Regions from separate parts of the Homo sapiens genome. Here region 1 is linked to region 2. A link is an interaction called in ENCODE POLR2A ChIA-PET data of the cell type or tissue named here. Cell type or tissue: Caco-2. All regions are shown on one strand. Links, peaks and the distances in the headings refer to the core of each region. The heading gives the core; the rest is flanking DNA.

Region 1 (11,086 bases), core at 5,923-8,422, 220 kb before region 2:
CTTCATCTGCTGCACCCAGGCTCTTTGCACGTTGTCTTCCTGGAGTCCTGGGGTGCAGTGGAAGCGTGGGTGACGGCCTCCCATTTCTGAGGGGGACTGTGAGGCAGGACAGGAAGGCGATGATGTGTCAGGCTCCCTCAAGGTGGCCACAACAGAGCTGGGACTGGAGCCTGGGTCCCAGCTCTGTGCCAGCCTGGGATGGGCAGGGAAGGGGCCTCTCCTCCTGACATGCTGAGGGGTGGCTCCAGCACGGGTGGCCACGCCAGGTGATGTCCGTGCAGCCTCCTTGACCTCTCTAGACCTCAGAGCCCTCACTCACATGGTCAAGGTTGGGTGATGTTAGCAGTTAGATCCCACGAGTGCCAAGGCCTGGAGTGAGGGGGGGAGGGGCAAAGCCCCTGGGTGGGGAGTACAGTTGGGTCCGGAGCCCCCTGCCGGCCTAGAGTATGGAGGGGGCTCCCGGACATTCTGTCCTCCCTGTGCCCCAGGTCGCATCAGTGAGGGAAGTTCTCCCTCCAGCTGACCGGGGTCCGTGCAGCCACCGGAGTGCACAACCACAGCCTCTGTCTCTCCTTTGTGGAGTTTGAGGATCCTATCTCCCTCCGGCCTCCCTCACTCCCCTCTCTTCTCCCTCTATGGCTGGGGCAAGGGGATCCCCATCCCCTGCCCTGCTAGCTTGGAGGAGGGAAGTTGTGCCTGTGACACTGAGTTCACTCAGTGGGGCCTGGCTCCAGCCGGAGCTGCTTAGGGAGGGTCTGACAGCAGGCGGGGAGGGGGCTTGGAGGGAAGAAGAGGAGGTGGGAGCTCTTCCTGGGTGGCCACTAACCTAACCCATGCATGTGACGCTGTGCCTGTGGGCCTGGGCCTGTCGTCGGGTCAGTGAGTGTTTGTGTACATGCGTGTCCTGGCATATACACCTGTGAAGTGTGCTGAGGTGTGAACATGCACAGGCATGCTCGTACCTCAGGGCTTTTGCACCGGCTGTCCCCGCCATCTGGAACCTTCTAGAATGCTAGGCATTTTGCTGCTCTCGTCATCTGACTCTGCTCCCTAGAATGTCAGCTCCATGTGGGCAAGGCTTTTGTCCCTTTTGCTCACTGCTGTAGCCCCAAAGCTGGGCACTATGCTTGCCTGGCACATAACAGGTGCTCAGTAAATAACTGCTGAATGAATGAAGGCACACGGATGAACGCTGGTGTGCGCATGTGTGTGGGTATATGTGTGGGGCATGCCACTGTGTGTCAGTACTGTGTATGTGTGAGTAGGGGGCAGGTGGTACGTGATCATGCGCATGTCAGTGGATACCTGACTGCAGGGTGTGCCCTTACATATATGTGTGTGTGTTGGCAGTGTGCCTGCGTGGGGCCACGCCGGTGTGTAGGCACAGATGGGCACAGGTGACCCTGGTGGAGACCTGTGTCCACCCCAAGCTGCAGGGTCTCTACCTGGCACCTGGTGGCCTGCCTGCCCTGGTCCCTGTGGGAGAGAGTAGGAACAGGTCGCAGCTGCTGGCCTCGGTGCTGTTGGACCTGGCTTTGGAGCATCTTGGGGCTGTGAGTTCAGCCTTATGTTGACCTGAGGACAGGGCGGCAGCTTCATGGGGACTTGGAGTGGATGTAGCCATAGCCCAAGGGTGGCTAAAGATTCTGGGTCTCCTAGAAGAGAGGGTTCTCCGGCTGGGCCAGTGGCTCATGCCTGTAATCCCAGCACTTTGGGAGGCCGAGGCAGGTGGATCACCTGAGGTCAGGAGTTCGAGACCAGCCTGGCCAACATAGTGAAATCCCGTCTCTACAAAAAATACAACAATTAGCCAGGCGTGGTGGCAGGCGCCTGTAGTCCCAGCTCCTTGGGAGGCTGAGGTGGGAGAATCACTTGAACTCAGGAGGCGGAAGTTGCAGTGAGCCAAGATTGTGCCACTGCACTCCAGCCTGGGCAACAGAGTGAAACTTTGTCTCAAAAAGAAAGGTAAAAAAAAAAGAGAGGGGTCTCTGTAGGCAGCCTGTGGGGGCTCTTCTGCATTTTTGGTAAGAAGCTGGGAGAGAACAAAGACTACTGTGACTCAGATCGAAGAACCTGATAGAAAAACGGCTCAAGAGCCCCATCTTTGTCAGGTGTGGCTGCTGGGCCCAAGCTAACTGAGATTTGATGCGGAGAGGCAAAGGGTTGCTTGCACAAGCAAACATCTGACCTGAAGGCATTTTGACTAAGACGGCTCTGGTCACAAGTTGAAGCCTGAAGCAGGGCAGCTAGCAGTTATAGATTTTTTTTTTTTGAGACAGAGTCTCACTCTGTCGCCCAGGCTGGAGTGTGGTGGCACGATCTCGGCTCACTGCAACCTCCGCCTCCCGGTTTCAAGTGATTCTCCTGCCTCAGCCTCCTGAGTAGCTGGGATTACAGGCACGTGCCACCATGCCTGGCTAATTTTTGTATTTTTAGGAGAGACAGCGTTTCACCATGTTGATCAAGCTGGTCTCGAACTCCTGACCTTGTGATCTGCCCACCTCGGCCTCCCAAAGTGCTGGGATTACAGGTGTGAGCCACCGCGCCTGGCCATAGATCATATTAATAAAGAGAGAAAGCCCAAACCAAAGGAGGTGAGGCCACTGTGCCTTGCCCCCATGTAAACTGGTTGGGAGATGAGCCACAGCACTGGGGGCCCTCTGTGACTGGGGCGATGGGGAGGGGCTGCCAGGGCAGGCAGGGAGGCAGTCGCAGAAGGCTGACCCACTGGAAGGGATGGCTGGGGCCGAGGCCCGGAGGCTGGACTGTGCTGTGCATGTGTAAGAATAGCAGCAGAGTGCTGACCATGCCTCAGAGGGACTTAGGAGAAGGTGAGGATGTCCCTCGGAGGCTCTGGAGCACGTGTGCAGCAAGGCGGAGGGGCCTGGGGGAGAGGGGACAGCCTGGGCGGAGGTGTGCAGGCAGGAAAGGAGATGGGAGTCCTAAGAGAGATGGAAACAGGGCGGTTCACCCTGACTGCGGAATGGCCTCCTGGGGGTCACCTCGTTTAAGGTTCACTCCATGGCAGGGATTCGTGCTCCATCTGATGGAGAAGGAAGCCAGGGCTCAGGTCACTTGCTGAGGGTCATAGCCATCAAGTGGGAAGTCCACATTAGAAACCAGGCCTCTTTGACTCTGGAGGTCTCTCTGGGCATCGTGGTTATGCCCAGGTGGGCTGTCCCTTGACTGCTACCACCCTGGCCCTCAGCTGCTGCCTGAAGCTAGGGCATCCTTCAGGTTCAGATGCTCTGAGAGGACACTCAGAGCAACTGGGGTTGTCGGAAATAGGCCTGGGCCCTGGTGTCCTCTGCACCCCAGGTTCAGATCCACCAAGCCTGGCCAGCATCCTCGGGCCCCGGCCCACCCTACCCACAGCCACGTGGCTGACGGGATTTCCGCCATGTTTGGGGCATGAATTGACAAGTGCCTCATTGACGGGGCAGGGGAGGGGGTGGGCAGGGCACAAGCCTCCCACTGTGCCGTGTCCCCACCCTCCCCCGTTCCCCGGGACAATGGCCGAGACTCAGCCAACGGCCACAGCTGGTGGGGGGGGGGGCACATAAGCACAAGGAGGGGCGGAAGGGAGGGGTCCTGGGTGGAGGGACCACCTGGGCCCCTGCCTGCTCTCATCCTGCACCTGGCTTGGGTGCCCTCCGTTCCTTTCCTGGCCAGCTGGGGTGGCCTTAAGGAGACGAGGAGAGAAGAGCGGAGCGGAGGGGAGGGGGCTGCCTTCCCATAGTCTGGATCGCAGCCTGCCTGGGAAGGGGCAGTGTCTGGTTCCTGTTCCAGGCAGGTAATAAAGGGCCTAATTAATGAGGAGCAGCTGAGGCACACAGCTCAGCAGGGCAGGGGCAGGACCTGGAGGGGCCCCAGGTAGCCCCGGCCCTGGCCACAGCATGGCCTGGCCGAGGTCCCTCACTGGCCACTTGGCTCATCCACTCCGTGAACATTTCCTGGGTGCCTGCTGTGTGCTGGGATACTATATCCCAGAGAGACAGAACAGGGCAGCGCTCATAGCCCAGTGCCTGCCCCTGTAAGCTATGGGCACATGCCCATCCTTTCTGAGCCTCAGTTTCCTCATCTATAAAATGAAGAAAAAGAAAATCACCTACCTTGTAGGTTGGGATGAGAATTCAATATGAGCCATGTAAAGTGCATGGCACAGGGCTGGGCACAGAGTGGCCACTGGGCGAGTGAGCTGTGGGTGGTGGGCGGGTGGTGGACAGACACTCATCCTGCCCAGCGGGGTGTGTGTAGGCGGGAAGGTAAAGAACTGATGAGGAATTACAACGCCCCTGCCCATCCCTTGCTAAACAGAATGGGAGAGTCAGAGATGGCCTCTTGGGGGAATTTACATTTAAGACAAAACCTAAAGCCTGAATAGGACCTGGCTTTCTCAGGCTTAGGGAACAGCATGGAATGGCATGTGTGAAGGCCTTGATGTGGGATGGAGGATGGAAAGGAGGCAAGGGCTGACCACGGAGAGGAGGGGAGGCAGGGGACCTGGGGAAGGAGAAAAGGCTGTCGGGGGCAGGCAGGGGACCATGTCAGGCCTTGGACTGCCAGAGGGCTCCGGGTGTCTCCCCAGCAGTGGGAAGTTGTTGAAGGGTTTGAGAAGGGAAGGACAGAGATGCTGGTTTGTGAGCTCATGGTGCTGTTTTCGGGTTATTGGGCCCTGGGCAGCCTCGGGCAGCCTCTGGCGGGCCCGGCTTCCCTTCTCTCAGAGAGGTCTTGAGGATCAGAACGAGCCATATGGCCCATGTTCCGCTTCCTGCCTGGCAGGTACCCCTGCTTGGGCTCCAGTGATGTTCTGGGGCTCTTTTGGGAGCAGTGGGGAGGGGCGCTCCCGAGAGTGTGCCCATGGGACCCTGCCCCTGTCCTGGGTTCTTGGGGGCTCTATCCCAGCTTCGGCAAGCCCCCACCCTTGTCTTGTCCACCTGGAAAGTCTGTTAGAAATCTCCAGTGTGGTTCACGGGCGGGCTGGGGGCCGAGCGGCGTGGGAAAGAGACGACGCGGCCTCCAGGGCTTCCAGGAGAAGGTGTGGGGTCAGCGTTCCTCAGGAGGCCCTCCGAGCCCCCAACCCTCAAACTTCTTCCCCACCCACTGGCCTCCCCGCAACGCTGCCCCATCAGTTCCCTCCTCCCGCCTCCTTCCTCCATCCTCCGTCCGCCCGGACCCTGGCACGGGAGGGTCCCTCCTCCCCCAAAGCACATCTGGTTCTCGTTAGGGTCTCCCAGGATGCCTCTGCCTGAGGCCCCCTATCCCGAGGGAGGTGGGCAGGAGGATTAGGGGCGATTAGGAGTGCTCCTGGCCAGGAGAGGAGGGGGCTGGGTCTGTTATAAATAGCAACACCATGACTGCATCAGCCCATCATTCACCGTAGATTCCAAGTTCAGGCTCAAAAACTTGCAGCTTCAGCGGCCAGGGTGGGGGCGACGCTCCAGGTGGGGTGGGGAAGGCACAGCAACCGCCAGTCACACTCTCCCTCGTGGAGTCAGACCCCTGCACCTGGTTGGAATCCTCCTTGCCATGTTGCCTTGGGTAAGAGACTTGACCTCTCTGAACAGGGGATGGTGATTATGTTACCTATCTGAACATCCCCACTGTTTAGAGAGGGAAAATGCATAAAGCACTTAGAATCGTCCCTGGCCTGGTAGGCAGTCAGTGTGAGCTGCAGTCACTGTCACCACCACTGTCTTTGTCATCATCGCCATGATGAGTTGAGAAGCACTGGGAGATACTCACTATGAGCCACTGTCAAGTCACTGTCTCTGTCATGGTCAGCATTCTGGGCTGGGAGGATTGAGTAACACACCGCAGGTGAAGAGCCTGCAGGATGCCTTGCGCATAAGAAACTTCTGTGATTAGGCTGGGCGTGGTGGCTCACGCCTGTAATCCCAGCACTTTGGGAGGCTGAGGCGGGCAGATCACCTGAGGTCAGGAGTTCAAGACCAGCCTGGCCAACATGGTGAAACTCTGTCTCTACTAAAAATACAAAAAATTAGCCGTGTGTGGTGGCGGGCGCCTGTAATCTCAGCTACTCGGGAGGCTGAGGTGGGAGAATCGCTGGAACCTGGGAGGTGGAGGTTGCAGTGAACCAAGATTGCACCACTGCACTCCAGCCTGGGAGACCGAGCAAGACTCAGTCTCAAAAAAAAAAGAAATAAAGTAAAGAAACTCCTGTGATTATTAATGTATTTGATTCACAAAATGCCTGGCACACAGTAGGCACTCAGTAAATGGGACCCGTGGTTACAGCAGGGTGGGGCTTGAGCAGAGGCAGGGTCCTGGAACCCAGGCACACAGACTGGCCACGCCCAGCTCGAGAAGCTGCTCTTGCCCCGGCCACACCGCCCTGGACGGCCATTGGTGGTGCGTGGTGGGTGTCCCTTGTTCCTAGCTGGGCGAGCTGGGGGTGGGGGTCAGCAGGAGGGCCCTGGCCTGTCGCAGGCAGCGCGTGACTCCTAGGAGGGCTTAGCCGCTCATTAATCACCTAAGCGGGGCTCAGCATTCTTGAAATGCCGGCTGAGGCCAGGGAGGGGCCTGGGCGGGGGGCTCCCGGGGACCCCAGGGCTCTGGGGCTGGGAAGTGAGGACGGCTGTTCCGACCGATGAGCACCCACTAAAGTGGCTGGCACTTCACACACCTCATCTCGTTTCATACTCAAAACAGCCCCTTGAAGCCATAGCTGTACATGTCCCCATTGCACGAATGAGGAGACTGAGGCGCAGAGAGTGCATGTGACCTGCCCAAGGTCACTCAGCAGGGAGTGGCTGAGCCAGGATTTGTTCCTGGACCTGTCTGAGCTCAACAGGAGAGGGCAGACCCCAGACTCAGGCTCCAGAGGCCTGTGGGAGGGGCCCTCCTGCCTCAGTGGGGCTGGCCAGCCCGGGTCAGCCGTGTGGGTGGGGCTGTCCTCCATTATCGGGGTTGACGCATCTCCCACGTCAGCCCCCTTATCACCCCGCCCTCTGGCTCCCCCTGCAAGGTGACCCTGGGAGGGGAAAGGCCGGCACCTCCCCCGTCCTCCCTCATGATGCCCAAGAGCCCTGGCTGCCTTTCCTCTAGGGGCCCCTCCCCTTGGTGGGGCCGGGGCCAGCGCAGAGGGCCCAGGAGAGGGCGGCAGGCAGAGGAGTGGAGCTCTGGCGGCCATCATTCCCTGCTGGGAGGCCGGGGCAAGCCCTTCCTTCTCTAGGCTTCTGCCTCCTCTGGAAAAAGGGGGCTAAGTTCCCCCGCCTGTGCCCAACAGGGTGATGGGCATATCCAATGAGGGTGCAGGGAGCTCTCCTGATTCTGATCCCCACTCCCGCCTGCGGCCAGGGCCTGGGTGCAGGAGACTCCCACAGCCCTGTGGGCCCCCAGGATATATGGTCCCACTCAGCCAGGCCTCGTGCTCCTGCGTTCCTGGAGCTGGGCCATCTGGACTGACCCCTGGAGGACACGGCAGGACAGTGCCTGTTGGGTCCGAGCCATCCCATCGAGGGCAGTGGGCACCCACGGGGCTCTCGACTCAGTAAGCACCTCATTTGTGCCTCACAGCACCCCATAAGACAGAGGCACAGTGACCCCATTTGACAGATTAGTGGAAAGGACTTGTTCCCTGTCACACAGCTAGAAAGAGGCATGGCAGGATCGGCCTCTCTGTACCCAGATCCATGCCCTGGGCCCCTCTCCTCCTCTGAGACTCAAGGTGGCCTTGTGGTGGGGCGGGGGGGCATTATCAGTGCTTCCTGGAGGGGTGCCAGGCAGTGGAGGGTGAGAGCCGGCCCCCACATGGATACCTGGGTGGGAAGGAGCAGGGGCATCTGTTTTGGAGGGCCAGCCTGGGCAGGGATGGAGGGCTGGGCCCTGAAGCCCAGGGTCTGCAGGGAGCTGGGCCTCTTCCCTAGCCCATCTCTCCTGCCCTGCAGGCCACGACATCAACGGTGCCCTGGAGCCCTCCAACATAGACACCAGCATCCTGGAGGAGTACATCAGCAAGGAGGATGCCTCCGACCTGTGAGTGGCCCCCTCGCCCGGCCTGCACCCGCCCAGCCCCAGCCCTTCGCCTCCCTTCTGTCACCAGGGAGGTCTGAGGGCCGGACCTGGGGTCTGCTGTGGTCCCACCTCTGAAAGCTGCTCCTCGTCCCTTCCCAGCCACTGACTCCTCCGAAATCTCCATAGTTCCCTGCAGGGAGGGGGCGGCTACTTCCCTGCTGGGGCTGGGGTCCTGGCTGGAGCTGAGCCGCCCCCCTTCCCCGCAGCTGCTTCCCTGACATCTCTGCTCCAGCCAGCTCGGCCTCCTACTCCCACGGGCAGCCTGCGATGCCTGGCTCCAGCGGGGTCCACCACCTGAGCCCCCCTGGGGGTGGACCCTCCCCGGGGCGCCATGGTCCCCTCCCACCCCCGGGCTACGGCACCCCGCTGAACTGCAACAACAACAACGGCATGGGCGCTGCCCCCAAGCCCTTCCCGGGGGGCACCGGGCCCCCCATCAAGGCTGAGCCCAAGGCTCCCTATGCCCCAGGGTGAGTAAGGGCAGGGAGTAGGGGGATACAGCGGCATAGGGGCAGGCAGGGAGCAGGGCTGTGGCCGTGACCTGGGAGGTGCTAGACACTGGCCTGGCATGGGATGGGCTGGGTGACTGGCTGTGCGTGGGCAGGTGAGGGAAGGGAGGATGAGTCCAGGTCAAGGGGGGACTCCTGGGCTTTGTTCTGAGGCAGTGGGCAGCCACAAAGCTTCTAAGCATGGGAGTGATGAGGGCTGACGTAAGTGCTAGAAAAATCTCGATGCTGTGTGGAGAGTGGACAGGAAGCGGCGGGACTGGAGGCTGTGACTGTTTACCTTCATGGGAACACCTGCATACCCGTGCACGCGCGCCAAGCCCACCCACTTACGCATCCAGCTGACGTGTACTGTGGCCACAGGAGCTGGCCCATGGCTCAGATGTGGCACCTCAGTTCCCCCCTACCCAAGCAAGCCTCATGGGGCCCAGAACCCAGGCCCTTCCCCCCATCTTTCTGAGGAGTCCACACCAAGGGCCTGACCCAGGGCTGAACCTTAGGCCTGGCTTTGACCAAAGGTTCCAGGCAGCCACCCGGCCAGCCAGACTCCAGGGCAGCTCCCGGGGCACATGCTCACAGCGGGAGGCTGGGAGCATGGGTCTGCAGGGGAGCTCAGGGCAAATGTAGGGGCCCCTGTCTCTGGGTGGAAGAGCATTAAAACACTAGGTGCATGAACTCTGTGTTCAGACAGCCTGGCTCCAACTTCAGCTTCCCCATTTATCAGCCGTCTGCCTCGGTAACCCATGGCCTCAGTTTCTTCTGTGAAGTGAGCCCTCAAATGCTTACCCCTCAAGATTATCGTGGGAAGCAACAAGGGCACAGAGGATGCCCTGGGTGCATGGTGGCCATGGACACATGGCCGGCCGTGCTTCCTGAGCTCCCTGGCTTTTGGGGAGAAGGGAGTGGAGGCCAGGCTTGGGGTGCCAGGGGTGAACCTTTGCTGCAGAAGGCAAACTGTTTGCTTGAGGCTGTGAGGCTGTTCCTAAACTACAGGCCCCTGGGGGCAGAGGGAGGAGAACTAACATTTGGTAAGCGCCTGCTGGTGCCCACTGCTGTATCATGTGCCTATGATTGCGTGAGCTCATCAGCCTTCCTGGGTATCCAGCTCCTGGGAGACCCCACAAGGAGCCCTGGCCACTGCTACCGTCAGGATTTTAATGGCACACTGAGGCTCAGAGAGGGAAAGGGGCTTGTCCAGAGCCACACAGGGACTCTGTGGGCAGGGCCACTCCAGGAAGGGACCCAGGGCCAGACCTGAGTCTAGGTGATAAACAAGACAGACATGAGGCTGGGTGTGGTGGCACACACCTGTAATCCCAGCACTTTGGAAGGCCAAGGTAGGCATATTGCTTGAGCCCAGGAGTTCAAGACCAGTCTGCAACATGATGAAACCCCATCTCTACAAAAAATACAAAAATTAGCTGGGTGTGGTGGCGTGTGCCTATAGTCCCAGCTACTCGAGAGGCTGAGGTGAGAGAATAGTTTGAGCCAGGGAGGTCGAGGCTACAGTGAGCTGTGATCATGCCACTGCTAGGGACAGAGTAAGACCCTGTCTCAAAAAAAAAAAAAAAAAAAAAAGGCCAGGTGCGGTGGCTCATGCCTGTAATCCCAGCACTTTGGCAGGCTGAAGTGGGCAGATCACTTGAGGCCTGGAGTTTGAGACCGGCCTGGGCAATATGGTGAAACCCTGTCTGTACTAAAAATACAAAAATTAGTTGGGTGTGGTGGCGCATGCCTGTAATCCCAGCTACTTGGGAGGCTGAGGCACAAGAATCGTTTGAACCTGGGAGGTGGAGGTTACAGTGAGTGGTGATTGTGCCACTGGACTCCAGCCTGGGTGACAGAGCGAGACTCTGTCTCAAAAAAAAAAAAAAAAGAAAGAAAAGAAAAAAAACAGACACACGGCTCTGCAGTGGCTCCTGAAGCCTAACTGGGGAGAGGTATTCACCAGTACATCTCCAAGTAGAGGAATAATCAGGTGCCAGAGGAACTTAAGAGGAGAGAACACAAGGTGCTGTGGACTTGGGGCATGGGACTGCAGGGACTGCAGGGTGTGAAAGACCTTAACACATTACAGAAGGCCTGGCCATTGTCAGGGAAGTACAGGACGGAGTGGCAGCCCAGGGGGCCTGAGGCTGTGGCGAGGAGTATGGGTTTGAGTCCCCATACACGTTTTTGTATCATTCACACAAAACCTGCAGGGTCTGTGTTCTTGAATCGTTGTATAGGTTTCTACATGAGGCCCCGAAGGTGGGTGGGTGGCTGGCACAGGGATGCAGGGGGACTCTGGAGCCAGCCCCAGGGCTGTGTCCACAACAGGGCCATGGCCTCTCTGGCAGTTCCCTGGGCATGGGAATGGGGAGTTGCTCCAGATGTGGGGACCAGGGATGGCCAAAGAGCTGGATCCCATATGGCCACAGCCTTCCACTTGCTGGGTGAGCACAGGGTTCACGCAGGACGTGTTGACCTCTTGGGTTGAGTTTGTTCTTTTTCCTGAACACTGATAAAAGTGAAACCTGCAAGAAAAAAATAAACCCAGGCCC
Region 2 (11,086 bases), core at 3,268-5,767:
GGCGGGTGGATCATCTTGGTCGGGAGTTCAAGACCAGCCTGACCAACATGGAGAAACCCCTTCTCTACTAAAAATACAAAATTAACCAGGCGTAGTGGCGCATGCCTGTAATCCCAGCTACTCGGGAGGCTGAGACAGGAGAGTCACATGAACCCAGGAGGCGGAGGTTGTGGTGAGCTGAGATCACGCCATTGCACTCCAGCCTGGCCCACAAGAGAAAAACTCTGTTTCAAAAACAATCAAAGCAAAACAAAGCAAAAACAAAAAAGGCTACCACTTTGGGCTGGGCGCAGTGGCTCATGCCTGTAATCCCAGCACTTTGGGAGGCACAGGCAGGCAGATCACCTGAGGTCAGGAGTTCGAGACAGCCTGGCCAACATGGTGAAACCCTATCTCTACTAAAAATACAAAAATTAGCCAGGCATGGTGGCAGGTGCCTATAATCCCAGCTACCCAGGAGGCTGAGGCAGGAGAATCACTTGAACCCAGGAGGCAGAGGTTGCTGTGAGCTGAGATCATGCCACTGTACTCAGTCTGGGCAACACAGCAAGACTCCTTCTAAAAAAAAAAAAAAGAGTATCACTTCACTTTTGGCGTGGAAGGTGGGTACTTTTAAAGGGTGCCTGGCACACAGACATGAATGGCACATGGGAGGAAGCAGGCAGGTGGGGGGCTGTGTACTTGCTTTGGTGCCTTATCTACCAGGTGGCCGAGAGTTGGCGTCTTTGAGGACAGAACTGGGTTGTGAAGGTGGCCAAAACTCTCCAGGTGGGAGAGAGTTTCATAGCAGGCATGCTTTGGGTTGTAAATGGACTGTTGTCTCTCAAGGCAGTCCCCTGGTGGGACAGAGTTCCACCCTGGAGCTTCTAAGCACGAAGTTAGATAAACTTGCCCTGTAGGGAGTGTCTGGTGAAGGGAAAGTGAAAGGTTATAACTGCATTTCTAAAGGGACAAGTGGGATGTAGATAATAGGGAAATAGAGGAAAGAGAAGAGAAAAAATAATTAAAAATAACTCCTTCTTGCTTCCTTCCTCTCTCTCTGTCTTTCTTCTTTCTTTGTTTTTTTTTTTTTTTTTTTTTAGATGGAGTCTCGCTCTGTTGCCCAGGCTGGAGTGCAGTGGCACAATCTTGGCTCACTGCAAGCTCCGCCTCCCGGATTCACGCCGTTCTTCTGTCTCAGCCTCCCAAGTAGCTGGGACTACAGGCGCCTGCCACCACGCCCACCTAATTTTTTGTATTTTTAGTAGAGACGGGGTTTCACCATTTTAGCCAGGATGATCTCAATCTCCTGACCTCGTGATCCGCCTGCTTCGGCCTCCCAAAGTGCTGGGATTACAGGCGTGAGCCACCGTGCCTGGCTTTTCTTTCTTTTTTTTTTTCTGACAGAGTTTCACTCTCGTTCCCCAGGCTGGAGTGCAATGGCGTGATCTTGGCTCACTGCAACCTCTGCCTCCTGGGTTAAGTGATTCTCCTGCCTCAGCCTCCCAAGTAGCTGGGATTACAGGCGAATGCCGCCACACCCAGCTAATTTTTGTATTTTAAGTAGAGACGGAGTTTCACCATGTTGGCCAGGCTGGTCTCGAACTGCTGACCTTAGGTGATCCACCCACCTCGGCCTCCCAAAGTGCTGGGATTACAGGTGTGAGCCACTGCACCTGGCTTCCATTCTCTTTTTCATAGAAAAATGGGGGCACTTGGTTATAAGCGAAAAATAAGTAAAGAAGACCTGAGCTCAACTGCAGATGACAGCTTTACAGCTCATAAACATTTACTTTTATTAATTTTGCTGTTTTCTTTTTAAATTTAGGAGCCAGTACATTTTCTTGGACCCTTGTAAAGCTCATAGGCACTAGGCCTGGGCCTGTCTTGCCTAATAGAGAAATCTGCCTGTTTGAGGGCAGTGATGGTGATTTGTGTGTGTGTCCCTGAAGGAACACCAGGCCTGGAGCCAGGACTGTGGAAGCTGGTCCCAGCTCTGCCATTAACTAGCTGGGTGACCTTGGACAAGCTGCCAACTTCTCTGGACCTCTGTGTAGTCACTTGTCAATTGGAGATAATGTCACCTCTATTTCTCCCCTGTGTTCTTTGCTGAAGGGGCATTTCTTCCAGCTGGGGAGACTGGAGGGGCTTAACTGAGTCTTGCCATTGAGCCGAGTAAACCCAATTTCTTTGGGATCCATTTGACACTGGTTGGCTGCCCACTCTAAGCCAAGCTTGCAGCCAAGCTCTGGAGGAGTAGAGATGGCTAAGCCAGAGCTTGTGTTCACAGTAGCCCAGAAAGATAGGCTCAGCAGAGACGTGTGGAAGGGGCACAGTGGGATTCAGATGAGCAGCCTGAGAGCCTGAAAGAGCCATGGAAGAGCCTGCCAATGGAAGTGCCCTTTCCTTGCTAAGGAAGGTAAAATACCCAAACCAAGTCAATTCAGCAATGATCCTGGGGTGCAAGAGTGAAAGGGCCAGGGGCTGTAGCTGCCTCTTAGCCTCAGTGTGGTGACTCCCTTCTGTTATTTTTTTTTTTTTTTTTCCTTTTTTGAGACAGGGTTTAGCTCTGTCACTCAGGCTGGAGTGCAGTGGCACATACATGGCTCACTGCAACCTCGACCTTCTGGGCTCAAGCAATCCTCCCACCTCAGCCTCCTGAGTAGCTGGGACTATAGGTGTGTGCCACCACACCTGGCTAACTATTTTTATTTTTTTATTTTTGAGATGGAGTTTCGCTCTTGTTGTTCAGGCTGGAGCGCAGTGGCGCGATCTTGGCTCACCGCAACCTCTGCCTCCCGGTCAAGTGATTCTCCTCCCTCAGCCTCCCGAGTAGCTGGGATTATAGGCATGTGCCACCACGCCTGGCTAATTTTGTATTTTTAGTAGAGACGGGGTTTCTCCATGTTGGTCAGGTGATCTGCCCATCTCTGCCTCCCAAAGTGCTGGGATTACAGGCATGAGCCACCGCGCCTGGCCTCTTTTTTGATTTTTAGTAGAGAAGAGGTGTTTCCATATTGCCCAGGCTGTTCTTGAACTGCTGGGCTCAAGCAATCCTGCCGCCTTGGCCTCCCAAAGTGTTGGGATTATAGGCGTGAGCCACTGCACCAGCCCTCTCTTAACAACTTTTAAGTGTACGTCACAATATTGCTAACTATATGTACATTGTTGTACGAGAGTTCTCCCAGACTTTTTTCTCTTCCATGGCTGAAACTCCATCCCGTTGAGCAACAACTCCCCATTTCCCCTCCCCTCAGCTCCTGGAAACCACCATTCTGCTTTCTGTCTCTATGAATTTGATTACTTTAGGTACTTCTTATAAGTGGAATCATGCAATATTTCCCCTTTTGTGATTGGCTTATTTCATTTAGCATGATGTCTTCAGGGTTATCGTTGGTATAGTATATGACAGGATTTCTGGTTCTTAAAAAAGACTGAATGACATTTCATTGTATGTATATACTACGTTTTTTAAATCCATTCATCCATCCACAGAAATTTAGGTTGCTTCCACATCGTGGCTATTGTGGATAATGTCATAATGAACATGGGGATGCAGATATCTCTTTGAGATCCTGTTTTTTATTCTTTAGGATATATACTCAGAAGTGGGATTGCAGTATCATATGGTAGTTCTATTTTTAATTTTTTGAGGAGCCTCCATATCATTTTTCATAGCAGTACACCATTTTACAATCCTACCAACAGTTTGCAAGAGTTCCAGTTTTTCCGCATCCTCACTGACACTTGATAATTTTTTTTTTTTTTTTTTTTTTTTTAGACAGAGTGTCGCACTGTTGCCTGGGCTGGAGTGCAGTGGCTCGGTCTCAGCTCACTGCAACCTCCACCTCCCGGGTTCAAGTGATTCTCCTGCCTCAGCCTCCCAAGTAGCTGGGATTACAGCCACCCACCACCACACCCACCTGATTTTTTTTTTTTTTGTAGTTTTAGTAGAGACAGGGTTTCACTATGTTGGCCAGGCTGGTCTCAAACTGCTGACCTCATAATCTGCCGAACTGGTAATCTGCCCGCCTCGGCCTCCCAAAGTGCTGGGATTACAGGCGTGAGCCACTGCACCCAGCCCACTTTTTGTTTTTTTGATAGTAGCTATTCCAATGGGCATAAGGTGATAGCTCATTGTGGTTTTGATTTGCAATTCCCTGGTGATTAGTGAACATCTTTTCATACGCTTGAAAAAAAAGACGGTGAGCATCTTTTCATATGCTTTTTGGCCTGACTGTTAAAAGAAAAACAAACAAACGGAAAGAAAAAACAAAAACAGCATCAACAAAAAAGTCCCCACGCAAACCCCATCCAAAGGTCAGCAGCCTTGAAGCTCGAAGCTAGATAAACTCATGAAGATGAGAAAAAAATCAATGAAAAATTGCTGAAAACTCAAAAGAGCCAGAGTGCTTCTTCTCCTACAAATGATTGCAACACCTCTCCAGCAAGGGCTCAGAACTAGGCTGAGGCTGAGACGGATGAACTGACAGAAGTGGCCTTTAGAAGGTGAGTAAGAACAAACTTCGCTGAGCTGAAGGAGCATGTTCTAACCCAATGCAAAGAAGATAAGAACCATGACAAAACATTACAGGAGCCCTTAACCAGAAAAACCAGTTTAGAGAGGAACATAAATGACCTGATGGAGCTGAAAAATACAACATGAGAACTTCACAGTGCAACCACCAGTATCAATAGCTGAATACACCAAGCGGAGGAAAGAATTTCAGAGCTTAAGACTAACTTGCTAAAGTAAGACAGTCAGAAAAGATGAGAGAAAAAAAGAATGAAAAGGAACAAACAAAACCTCTGAGAACTATGGGATTATGTAAAAAGACTGAACTTACAAATGATTAGGGTACCTGAAAGAGACGGGAGAATGGAACCAAGCTGGAAAACATATTTCAGGATATCTTGCAGGAGAACTTCCCCACCCTAGCAAGGCAGGCCAACATTCAAATTCAGGAAATCCAGATAACCCCAGTAAGATACTCCACGAGAAGATCAACCCCAAGACACATAATCATCAGATTCTCCAAGGTCAAAATAAAGGTTAAGGGCAGCCAGAGAGAAAGGCCAGGTCACCTCAAAGGGAAGCCCATCAGACTAACAGTGGACCTCTCAGTGGAAACCCTACAAGCCAGAAGAGATTGGGGCCAATATTCAACATTTTTAAATAAAAGAATTTTCCAACCCAGAATTTCATATCCTGCCAAACTAAGCTTTATAAGTGAAGGAGAAATAAAATCCTTTTCAGACAAGCAAATGCTGAGGTAATTCATCACCACCAGGCCTGCTTTGCAAGAGCTCCTGAAGGAAGCACTAACATGAAGGAAAAACCCATTACCAACCACTACAAAAACACACTGAAATACAAAGACCAATGAAACTATGAAGCAACTACATCAGCAAGTCTGCAAAATAACCAGCTAGCATCATGATGACAGGATCAAATTCACACAATCTTAAATGTAAATGGGCTAAATGCCCCAATTAAAAGACACAGAACAGCAAGCTGGATAGAGTTAAGACCCATAGGTATGCTGTATTCAAGAGACCCATCTGACGTGCAAAGACACACAGGCTCAAAATAAAGGGATGGAGGAAAATTTACGAAGCAAACAGAAAGCAGAAAAAAGTAAGGGAGGAAAATTTACCAAGCAAACGGAATGCAGAAAAAAAGCAAGGGTTGCAATCCTAGTTTTTGACAAAACAGAGTTTAAACCAACAAAGATAAAAAAAAAAAAAAAAAGACAAGGACATTACATAATGGTAAACGGTTCAATTTAATAAGAATAGCTAACTATCCAGAATACATGTATGCACCCAACACAGGAGCACCCAGATTCATAAAAAAAGTTCATAGCGATCTACGAAGAGACTTAGACTCCCACACAATGATAGTGGGAGACTTTAACGCTTCACTGTTAATATTAGACAGATCATCGAGACAGCAAATTAACAAGGATATTCAGGACTTGAACTCAGCTCTGGATCAAGTGGATCTGTTAGAGATCTACAGAACTCTCTACCCAAAAACAACAGCATATACATTCTCCTCAGCACCACATGGCTCTTACTCTAATTTGATCACAGAATTTGAAGTAAAACACTCCCTGGCAATGGAAAAGAACTGAAATCATAACAAACAGTCTCTCAGACCACAGCGTAATCAAATTAGAGCTTGTGATTAAGAAACTCATTTAAAACCACACAACTACAGGGAAACTGAATAACCTGCTCCTGAATGACTCCTAGGTAAAGAATGAAATTAAGGCAGAAATCAAGAAATCAAGAAGTTCTTTGAAATCAATGAGAACAAAGAGACAATGTACCAGAATCTCTGGGACACAGCTAAAGCAGTATTAAGAGGGAAATTTATAGCACTAAATATCCACATCTAAAAGCTAGAAAAATCTCAAATCTACACCCTAACATCACAACTGAGAGAACTAGAGACCCAAGGCAAACAAACCCCAAAGCAAGCAGAAGAAATGAAATAACCAAGATCAGAGCAGAACTGAAGGAGATACAGACACAAAAAACCCTTCAGCCAGGCGCGGTGGCTCACACCCCTTCAGCCAGGCGCAGTGGCTCATGCCCTTTCAGCCAGGCGCGGTGGCTCATGCCTGTAATCCCAACACTTTGGGAGGCTAAGGTGGGCAGATCATGAGGTCAAGAGATAAAAACCATCCTGGCCAACATGGTGAAACCCTGTCTGTACTAAAAATACAAAAATTAGCTGGGCGCGGTGGCATGCACCTGAAGTCCCAGCTACTCGGGACGCTGAGGCAGGAGAATCGCTTTAACCCAGGAGGCGGAGGTTGCAGTGAGCCGAGATCGTGCCTCTGCACTCCAGCCTGGTGACAGAGCAAGACTCTGTCTCAAAAAAAAAAAAAAAAAAAAAAAAAACCTTCAAAAAAATCAATAAAGCTGGCTTTTTGAAAAAATTAGTAAAATAGATCGCTAGCTAGACTGATAAACACAATAAAAAATGATAAAGGGGATACCACCACTGACCCCACAGAAATACAAACAACCATTAGAGAATACTATAAACCCCTCTATGCAAATAAACTAGAAAATCCAGAAGAAATGGATAAATTCCTGGACACATACCCCCTCAAAGACTGAACCAGGAAGAAGTTGAATCCCTGAACAGACTAATAACAAGTTCTGAAATTGAGGCAGGAATAAATAGTCTACAAAATGGCTTTACAGCTGAATTCTACCAGAGGTACCAAGAGGAGCTGGTACCATTTCTTCTGAAACTATTCCAAACAATTGAAATGGAGGGACTCCTCCCTAACCCATTTTACGAGGTCAGCATCATTCTGATACCAAAACCTGGCAGAGATACAACAAAAAAAGAAAACTTCAGGCCAATATCCCTGATGAACATCCATGTGGAAATCTTCAATAAAATACTGGCAAACTGAATGCAGCAGCACATTAAAAAGCTTATCCACCATGATCAAGTTGGCTTCATCCCTGGGATGCAAGGCTGGTTCAACAGATGCAAGTCAATAAACATAATTCAACAGAACTAAAGGCAAAAAACATATGATTATCTCAATAGATGCAGAAAAGGCCTTCGATAAAATTCAACATCATAAATGGCTCTTATTATTTTGTGGTAAAACTAAGGATTGAAGGAACATACCTAAAGATAATAAGAGTCATTTATGACACTCCCACAACCAATATCATACTGAATGGGCAAAAGCTGGAAGCATTCCCCTTGAAAACTGGCACAAGACAAGGATGTCCTCTCTCACCGCTTTTATTCAACATAGTATTGGAAGTTCTGGCCAGGGCAATTAGGCAAGAGAAAGATATAAAGGGTATTCAAATAGGGGAAAAGAAGAAGTCAAACTGTCTCTGTTTGCAGATGACATGATCCTATATCTAGAAAACCCCATCGTTTCAGCCCAAAAGCATCTTAAGCTGATAAGCAACTTCTGCAAAGTCTCAGGATACAAAATCTATGTGCAAAAATCACAAGCATTCCTATACACCAACAATAGACAGAGAGCCAAATCACGAATGAACTCCCATTCACAATTGCTACAAAGAGTAAAATACCTAGGAATACAGCTAACAAGGGAAGTGAAGGATTTCTTCAAGGAGAGCTACAAACCACTGCTCAAGGAAATCAGAGAGGACACAAACAAATGGAAAATCATTTTATGCTCGTGGATAGGAAGAAGCAATATCATGAAAATGGCCATACTGCCCAAAGTAATTTACAGATTCAATGCTATTCTCATTAAACTACCATTGACATTCTTTGCAGAATTAGAAAAAACTACTTTGAAATTTATATGGAACCAAAAAAGAGCCTGTATAGCCAAGATTATCCTAAGCAAAAAGGACAAAGCTGGAGGAATCATGTTACCTGACTTCAAACTATACTACAAGGCTACAGTAACCAAACAGCATGGTACTGGTACAAGTACAGACACACAGACCAATAGAACAGAATAGAGATCTCAGAAATAAGACTGCACACTTAAAACCATCTGATCTTTGACAAACCTGACAAAAACAAGCAATGGGGAAAGGATTCCCTTTTTAATAAATGGTGCTGGGAGAACTGGCTAGCCATATGTGTAAAACTGAAACAGCACCCCTTCCTTACACCTTATACAAAAATTAACTCAAGATGGATTAAAGACTGAAATGTAAAGCCCAAAACTATAAAAACCCTAGAAGAAAATCTAGGCAATACCATTCAGGACATAGGCACGGGCAAAGATTTCATGATGAAAATGTCAAAAGTAATTGCAACAAAAGCAAAAACTGACAAATGGGATCTAATTAAACTAAAGAGCTTCTGCACAGAAAAAGAAACTATCATCAGAGTGAACAGACAACCTGCAGATTGGGTGAAAATTTTTGCAATCTGTCCGTCTGACAAAGGTCTAATATCCAGAATCTAAACAAATTTACAAGAAAAAAAAAACCCCATTAAAAAGTGGGCAAAGGAATGAACAGACAGACACTTCTCTAAAGAAGATATTTATGTGGCCAACAAATGTATGAAAAAAAGCTCAACTTCACTGATCATTAGAGACATGCAAATCAAAACCACAATGAGATTCCATCTCACACCAGTCAGAATGGCGATTATTAAAAAGTCAAGAAACAACAGATGCTGTTGAGGCTGTGGAGAAAGAGGGAACGCTTTTATACTGTTGATGGGAGTGTAAATTAGTTCAACCATTGTGGAAGACAGTGTGATGATGATTCCTCAAAGACCTAGAACCAGAAATACCATTTCTGGTTATATACCCAAAGGAATATAAATCATTCTATTATAAAAATACATGCATGTGTATGTTCATTGCAGCACTATTCACAACAGCAAAGACATGGAATCAATCCAAATGCCCATCAATGATAGACTGGATAAAGAAAATGTGGTACATATACACCATGGAATACTATGGAGCCATAAAAGGGAACAAGATCTTATCCTTTGCAGGGACATGGATGAAGCTCGAAGCCATTATCCTCAGGGAACTAACGCAGGAACAGAAAACCAAACACTGCACGTTCTCACTTATAAGTGGGAGCTGAACAATGAGAACACATGGACACACGGAGGGGAACAACACACACTGGGGCCTGTGGGGTGCAGGGGAGAGCGAGAGCATCAGGATAAATAGCTAATGCATGTGGGGCTTAATACCTAGGTGATGGGTTGATAGGTGCAGCAAACCACCACGGTACACATTTACCTATGTAACAAACCTGCACGTCCTGCACATGTATCCCGGAACTTAAAATTAAATTAAATTAAATTTAAAGAATAGCTTAAAAAACCAAAAACAAACCAAAAAATGCCTTTTAAAAAATTTAATTTGTTTGAAACAGGATTTAAAAAGTTCTGTGGACATGGTGGCTCACACCTGTAATCCCAGCACTTTGAGAGGCCAAGGCAGGCGGATCACGAGGCGAGGAGTTCGAGACCAGCCTGGCCAACATGGTGAAACCCTGTCTCTACTAAAAATACAAAAATTAGCTGGGCGTGGTGGCGGGCACCTGTAATCCCAGCTGCTCGGGAAGCTGACGCAGGAGAATCATTTGAATCCTGGAGGTGGAGGAGGTTGCAGTGAGCCGAGATCGTGCCATTGCACTGCAGCCTGGGCGACAGGGTTAGAAAAAAAAAAAAGTTATGTGGCTGGTTGATATGTCTCTTTAGACTCTTAACAGACTTCCTGGCCGGGCATGGTGGCTCACACCTGTAATCCCAGCACTTTGGGAGGCCGAGGCGGGCAGATCACGAGGTCAGGAGATCGAGACCATCCTGGCTAACACAGTGAAACCCCGTCTCTACTAAAAATACAAAAAATTAGCTGGGCATGGTGGCGGGCACCTGTAGCCCCAGCTACTTGGGAGGCTGAGGCAGGAGAACGGCGTGAACCTGGGAGGCAGAGCTTGCAGTGAACCGAGATCGTGCCACTGCACTCCAGCCTGGGTGACAGAGTGAGACTCCATCTCAAAAAAACAAAAACAAAAACAAAAAACAAAACAAAACAAAAAAACAGACTTCCTCCCCATCTTCTTTCTCCACCCCCACTCCTTGATCTGGAGCTTGCTATCTTTGTGGCATTTAACATGCTCCTCTGTCCCCTGAATTTCCTGTAAGTTGGTAGTTAAATCTAGAGGCTTGATCAGATATTTGGGGCATATTTTTTTTGGCCCAGTTACCTTACAGGTGGTGTTTTGTTCTTCCATCAGGAGGTACGTGTCTGTCTTTCTGCTTGTTAGCAGTTGTTGCTGTCTTTATTTATTAGGATTTGCAAAATGGTGATATTCAAACCTATCATTCCATCTTCCCTTACTATGTGAAATATTTCTGTAGAGAGAATCTTCCCTTTATGAACTATTTGGCTAGCCTGAAGAATAGTTCTTTTAAAAAGGATGAAGAGGCCAGGCATGGTGGCTTACGCTTGTAATCCCAGCACTTTGGGAGGCCGAGGCGGGCAGATCACCTGAGGTCAGGAGTTTGAGACCAGCCTGGCCAGCATGGCAAAACCCCATCTCCACTAAAAATACAAAAATTAGCCGGGTGTGGTGGTGCACGCCTGTAATCTCAGCT

Evidence for each region. Peaks named below come from ENCODE experiments on the same cell type or tissue, not always from the same donor. Only the 100,000 strongest peaks of a DNase experiment are listed, where the experiment ranks them.
Region 1: POLR2A ChIA-PET joins it to region 2 with 7 read pairs; 2 of 35 experiments call an interaction of 5 or more read pairs at or near these places.

What each region holds. Positions count from the first base shown.
Region 1 is chr11:61,757,715-61,768,800 of GRCh38, forward strand. MYRF (myelin regulatory factor) reads left to right here. Exons shown (of 27, transcript NM_001127392.3): 2 at 7,911-7,998; 3 at 8,244-8,507. Among named protein-coding and RNA genes, the nearest start is that of MYRF-AS1, 5.6 kb to the left of the region's middle. RefSeq lists enhancers at 1-334, 3,325-4,081, 10,388-10,964, 10,965-11,086. In Caco-2, for the core only: no CTCF peak of the experiment used is centred there; no DNase peak of the experiment used is centred there.
Region 2 is chr11:61,981,646-61,992,731 of GRCh38, forward strand. No RefSeq gene overlaps it. Among named protein-coding and RNA genes, the nearest start is that of FTH1, 20 kb to the left of the region's middle. In Caco-2, for the core only: no CTCF peak of the experiment used is centred there; a DNase peak (open chromatin) is centred at 4,476.